Linked DNA regions of Homo sapiens: region 1 is linked to region 2. Evidence: chromatin contacts called from ENCODE Hi-C or POLR2A ChIA-PET data. All regions are on one chromosome and are shown on one strand. Each heading gives the region's core, a stretch centred on a gene start or an enhancer-like site at or near the end of the contact. The rest is flanking DNA. Distances are from core to core; before and after follow the strand shown.

Region 1 (3,083 bases), core at 304-2,803, 52 kb before region 2:
GGTGTGGGACCACAGGAAATCTGCAAGGACTCTAGAGGCTGATGGGGAGCTACGTTCCCTGGACACACTTGCTACAGAAAGCCCAGAAGAGCAGGAAGAGCTCTGGGTTCTCTAAGACCAAAGCCCAACATGCACGAAAAAGGAGACCCGGATGTCTGATGGTTCAGGAGGCCCAGCTAAGCGGCAAAGGAGCTGACCCGGATGTCTGATGGTTCAGGGGGCCCAGCTAAGCGGCAAAGGAGCTGCCAAAACAATCAGACCACCTACTGCAAGCACCTCACGGTTCCACAATAATTCAAGAACCCAACTACAAGACCCCTCCATGGGGAACGGGACAAGGTGAGCAGGAAATTGATTCATGAGACAGAGCCTGTGAACACACATTCAAAACTCCCCAGGGGTCCTAGACACATCCTGGGACCACCTGCTCTCTCCCAGCCCCTGCCCCTCCTCAGATGACCTGCCTGCATCTACACTGCCGCTGAACAGGCATCAGCAAGGTCACCAACCCCGTAACCTTTGGCTATTTGGACCATGGATGGTCTAGAAATGCAGGACTTCGGTGGCCTGGCCTGCAAACATGAGCTAGGCCTACGAGATTGTCACTTTTAGGGGACCTCAACTGAGACCCATGAGAAATTCCAGTTGGTATGGAAGGTCATGTGACTGAGGCATGGTGTGGGCCAAGGAGGGCATGAGAATGAACAGGGAGCAAAGACGGACTAGAAAAGGCCGGGCACGGTGGCTCATGCCTATAATCCCAGCAACTGTGGGAGGCCAAGGAGGTGGATCACGTGAGGTCAGGAGTTTGAGATCAGTCTGGCCAACATGGCGAAACGCCATCTCTACTAAAAATACAAAAAGAATTTAGCCGGGCATGGTGGTGCATGCCTGTAATCCCAGCTAATCTGGAAGCTGAGGCAGGAGAATCACTTGAACCCAGAAGGCGGAGGTTGCAGTGAGCCAAGATCATGCCATTGCACTCCAGCCTGGGTGACAGAGTGAGACTCCACCTCAAAAAAAAAAAAAAAAAAAAAAAAAAGATGGACTAGGAAAAGAAGAGGTGGGCAGACCCCCATCAGGAAGTGGAGGGAGGCCACATAAGAAAGATGACAGCACCCCACCAAGTCAGGAAAGCCCCCTCCATGCCAACGCCCCAGCTCCTGGGCCATGGACAAGATGTCCCTGAAGCTCTCACCAGGGGCCTTGGCATGTGCCTGGCACCTTCCCCAGATTAACTCAAGGCGCCTTCACTGTGGATCTCAAAGGTAGCTGATATAATCACACCCCCCACTCTCACAGGACTGTGCTCAAGAGCAGATGAGTTCATCAGGGTCAGCCACACTGCAGTGCAGGGCTCCTTTGGCTTTGCAAATGCTGGCTCTCATTGTCACTGTCATCCCCATTTTCCAGATGAGGACACAGCAACTGACAGACAGGAAGCACTCAGCCTCATTTAACAGCCAGGAATGCTGACGCTCAGAGCAGTAATGCACTCAGGCTTACTCAACTTTCTAGAGCTAGTACTGCATCTGACTGGCCCCGTCCTGCTGCCAGTGACTGTCCCCGCCCTGCCTCTGTGCTTCAGCTAGTTTGAGTAGGTTTATGCTCCCTGCCAAGTGACAGGAAGAATCTACACCCCAGTTCAGAATTTCAACAGCTTCCTGAGTGATTAGTGGGCTCCAGTCATAATTTCCTAAATCTGGGCCCAGAGAAGGCACATTCACTTCCTAAGAAAACGAGGAGGCGCCTAAGAAGGTTGGGCCAAGTCTTCTCTGACCCAGCGGTGTTCTGAGGGCAGGGACAGCAACTGGGCACTTCTCTGAGCCAGATGCTGTGCCAGCTGCATTACACTGCACCCCACAGGCCAGCTGGGATCAACCACGTCCTCCCCATGACCTGCACTAAAGAAAACAATAACAAACCACACGGGCACGTGCTCAACCGTGTGGAATGGTGCAAAAATGCTTACCCATACCAGAGACATATTTATTTATTTATTTATTTATTTATTTATTTATTTATTTATTTTGAGACAGAGTCTCACTGTCACACAGGGTGGTGTACAGTGCCACGATATCGGCTCACTGCAACCTCCACCTCCCGGGTTCAAGCAATTCTCCTGCCTCAGCCTCGTGAGTAGCTGGGACTACAGGCACACACCACCATACCCAGCTAATTTTTGTATTTTTAGTAGAGACAGGGCTTCACCATGTTGGCCAGGCTGGTCTCAAACTCCTGACCTCAGGTGATCCACCCGCCTCGGCTTCACAAAGTGCTGGGATTACAGGCATGAGATATCGCACCCAGCCCAGAAACAGCTTTTAACCAAGCTACTTCCTGATCCCCAAGCACTTTTCTGCACAGGGTGGCAGGGCCTTTACAGACAGGGGTTCAGTTACCTTCTTGCATCTCCAAAGAGGCAAAATCGTGGTCACTATTTGTGGTCAGCTTTTAAACGACCAAGTTCAACGGGCCACTGGTAAGGGAGAAAAACAGGCCTGCAGGCCCTGGTGACTTGCCAGCTGGTTCAGCCCAACACTCACTCCACGGAGAGCACCTCAGGATACCCAGGTTCAGGGAGAGAAGCCAAGCCCTCTCTCACTTCTGCATCTCAGTGAGCTCCCCCTGGCCCTGAACCACACCCCGACTCCCGTGCCTCCCGGCTCCCATTCCTACCTGTCCAGGGAACTCAGACATTCCTGCTGGTTCTCGAAGCCAAAGCTCTTATTGGAGGAAAGGAGTAATCGGGAGACACCCACCTGCTGGGCTGTAGGAGCCCACGCCACTGACAGGGAAGAGGATGTCGGAGTCATTGTGCAGCACCTTCAGCGGAGCCCAGCTGTGCATCTGGGAGAGGCAGGTGTTCCCTTCCAGTGGCCTAAGGTGAAAGAATACAGCTGCAGGACAGGCCAAAGAGCCCACAGGCCGCATGACTCACCAACAAGCATCCACAGCACCCTCCTGAGAACTAACCAGGCCAAGGCAGGGCTGAGAACAGAAGGAGGTGTGGGCTGGGAGGTAGAGCGTGGAGTCCAGATCCAGACCTCTTGCATTTGTTCTCTCAACCAGTGTTTACTGAG
Region 2 (3,173 bases), core at 616-3,115:
AAGAAATAATGCCCTGCCAGGCACGGTGGCTCACGCCTGTAATCCCAGCACTTTGGGAGGCCGAGGCGGGCAGATCACGAGGTCAGGAGTTTAAGACCAGCCTGGCCAACATGGTGAAACCTCATCTCCACGAGAAATACAAACATTAGCCAGGCATGGGGGCAGGCGCCTGTAGTCCCAGCTACTCGGGAGGCTGAGGCAGGAGAATCACTTGAACGTGGGAGGCGGAGGTTGCAGTGAGCCAAGACTGCACCACTGTACTCCAGCCTGGACAACAAAAGCAAAACTCTGTCTCAAAAATAAAAAATAAACAAAAGAAATACTGCCCTAACTGATGGCATTCCAATACTTCCCTGTGATAGCAGAGAAGAACCTGCTGACTTTCCAACTGATCTCCCAAACCAAACAACACTCATTCATGCACCCCACCACTTTGCCCCACATCCCTGCACTTTCACATCTGCTATTCCCTCTGCCTAAAATTCCTATCCCACCTATTTGACCGCTAACAACCCTGCTGTCGCCCTATGACAACTAATATTTATTACAGGTCACCATAATTGCCCACAATTTACATGTCCAACTCCCAGATTCAGTTTTGAATTTCTTGAAGACAGCAACCATCTCATCCAATTTGCATCGCCAATGCCAACATAGTACTCTATAAATAAATACCTGTTGAATGAAGGAATTAATGAGGCAATCCCTCCAACCTTCAGTTACTAGTAATTGTCAAAAAACACAGGTATGTCTAGTCATACAAAAAAAAGTTTTGAGTTTATTACGTTTTAACTGGGTGTACCAAGCAAATATTATTACAGCTAATCCTGACTATAACCCTAGCAAGTGAGTATCATTATTATTATCTGATTTTCCAGATGGTGCATGCGAGGTTTAAAGGAGCTAAGTCAGTCCAAAATTACACAGCTGGTAACTGGTGATTTGTGGCTGAAGGAGGCATGAAGGTAAGTATATCTGACACCAAAGCTCACACCCCATGCTCACCACCTCTCTCCACTGTCAGGTTCATGACGAAGATGACGGTGCTAACATAATGTTTATTATGGCCTAGGCAGTATTTCTCAACAACTATCAATATAAGTAAGACAAATATTAATTTAAATTTAGATATAAAAATAGGTTCAGGGCCAGGCATAGTGACTCACGCCTATAATCCCAGCACTTTGGGAGGCCAAGAAGGGTGGATCACCTGAGGTTAGGAGTTTGAGAACAGCCTGGCCAACATGGTTAAACCCCGTCTCTACTAAAAACACAAAAATTAGCTGGGTGTGGTGACACACCCCTAAAATCCCAGCTACTCGGAGGCTGAGGCACAAGAATCGCTAGAACCTGGGAGGCAGAGGTTGCAGTGAGCCAAGATCACGCCACTGCACTCCAGCCTGGGCGACAGAGTGCGATCCTGTCTCAAAAAAAAAAAAATCAGATATAAAAATGGGCTTAGATTTGTTAAACGTCCTGGAGGTTCCCCATTGCTAGAAATAATCTTTTTTCAAAAAAAAAAAAAAAAAAACCCCAAGCAATTCATTTAATCAAGCAGTAAAATAAAAGAGTATGCAATATGGACTGTCTACTACAGAGCCTCAAAGTGGAAATAAAGTACTTGGGGTAAGGGAGGGGGAGAGTCCAATTAATGAACCCCAGGATTTTTGGTCAGGATGACAAGAATCGTAACATCCAGTCAACACCTCAAACTAGTTAGAGGCTGGTAAGAAACTTGTGATGCAGGGAACATAAAAATCACATGACAAACATTCAGAGATATTTAAAAGAGAAAAAAAAGCCTGAAAAAGCCATTCCGTTTCGTAAGTCCTCTGGGGGATACACGTGACAGTTTTCAACTGCATTAAGAATAACATCAGGAACAACAAAGGGCAGCTGGTTTTGGTTTTTAGCTTCCTGAAAAGTCCAAAACTGATTCTAATTCCTCAAAAGGTTAAAAAAAAAAAAATCACCAAAACAAATCATTCTTTTCTGCATGCTTTGAAAGGAGAAGAAATGCTCTCCTATGATTTCTTCTGACAGTCACCTGAAAGTTCATTAAAAAGAGCAATTTCTTGTTTGTTTGTTTGTTTGTTTTGAGACGAGGTCTCACATCGCCCAGGCTAGAGTGCAATGGCGGGTTGATGACTCACTGCAGCCTCGACCTCCTAGGCTCAAGTGATCCTCCCGCTTCAGCCTCTTGAGTAGCTGAGACCACAGGCCTGCACCACCGCACCTGGCTAGCTAATTTTTGGTTTTTTTGTAGACATGGGGTTTCGCCATGTTGGCCAGGCTGGTCTCGAACTCCTGGGATCAAGTGATCCTCCCACCTTGGCCTCTCAAAGGGCTTGAGATTACAAGTGCGGGCCACTGCACCTGGCCATAATTAACAACTTCTAAATGCAGATGAATACCTGAAGCCAACTCACTGCCACCCATATGGCAAAGAGATCCAGTGTGTGAGTGTGTGGTAAATGTCTACCAAGTGTCAAAACACCTTACATATCCTTATAATGAAAATCACAACAGCTAACAATTACTGGAAACTTACTACCTGCCAGGCAATGTTTTAAGGGTTGCACATGAACTGACTCATAACAACCCTCTGAAGTGAATACCATTATACTACCCATTTCAGAGTTGAGGATATTGAGGTGCAAGAAAGAAACTTGCCCAAAATCGCAACACAACCCAGAACTGGCAAACCCAGGATTCAAATGCCAAGCTCCAAAGCCCATGCTGATTCCACTGCCCCCGTTAGCATTCCTGTTCATAATTTGAAGGGAAAACTTCCAGATCACGTCCTCTGATTCCGTATGGGACAAAGACGCCTTGGCGGAACAATCACGTTTCTAGTCTTTGAGGTAACTTCTAGGGCCTACAAAGCTCCTGGGCCATTATTTCTAGAGGGCAAAATATTCCAAAGATATCTTAAAGCTTCTTCACAGGCCAGTCTGACTGAAAGAACATGGAATAATTTCAATGAACCATAAGAACGAGTCTTTGTTCCTAGAGAAAAACAGAGCTAGAAAACACCACCAACAAAGAGAAGCGCGCATTTCAGAGCCCAGCGGCTGCCACCACTTCCTCCTGGGGAGGCTTCTCAGGACTCCATCTGAAGGAAAAAACAAGTCTCGCCTGCATTTCCCCTAATGTCAATACTGTTTTATGTT

Evidence for each region. Hi-C counts contacts between places; a loop is a spot of excess contacts on that map. ChIA-PET counts read pairs that join two places held with the same protein, here RNA polymerase II (POLR2A). Pooled maps may share reads with other maps.
Region 1: a map of CD14-positive monocyte shows a loop between it and region 2 (2.1-fold over the local background). The contact joins two enhancer-like sites. A Hi-C loop is called at or near these places in 5 of 168 maps with a recorded cell type or tissue (CD14-positive monocyte, IMR-90, PC-3 and 2 more), 1 of 37 single-sample maps with no recorded cell type and 3 of 50 pooled maps. POLR2A ChIA-PET finds 5 or more read pairs at or near these places in 8 of 52 experiments (B cell, BJ, CD4-positive, alpha-beta T cell and 5 more).

The regions. Positions count from the first base shown.
Region 1 is chr16:12,061,326-12,064,408 of GRCh38, reverse strand. SNX29 (sorting nexin 29) reads right to left here. Exons shown (of 21, transcript NM_032167.5): 9 at 2,763-2,881. Among named protein-coding and RNA genes, the nearest start is that of SNX29, 86 kb to the right of the region's middle. Within about 2 kb of position 1,553, at least 20 of the 41 ENCODE cell types and tissues checked have a DNase peak (open chromatin) inside an H3K27ac peak, as active enhancers do; they include CD14-positive monocyte, where a contact is called at or near this core.
Region 2 is chr16:12,009,548-12,012,720 of GRCh38, reverse strand. All of the region lies in intron 3 of SNX29 (sorting nexin 29), which reads right to left. Among named protein-coding and RNA genes, the nearest start is that of SNX29, 34 kb to the right of the region's middle. Within about 2 kb of position 1,865, at least 4 of the 41 ENCODE cell types and tissues checked have a DNase peak (open chromatin) inside an H3K27ac peak, as active enhancers do; they include CD14-positive monocyte, where a contact is called at or near this core.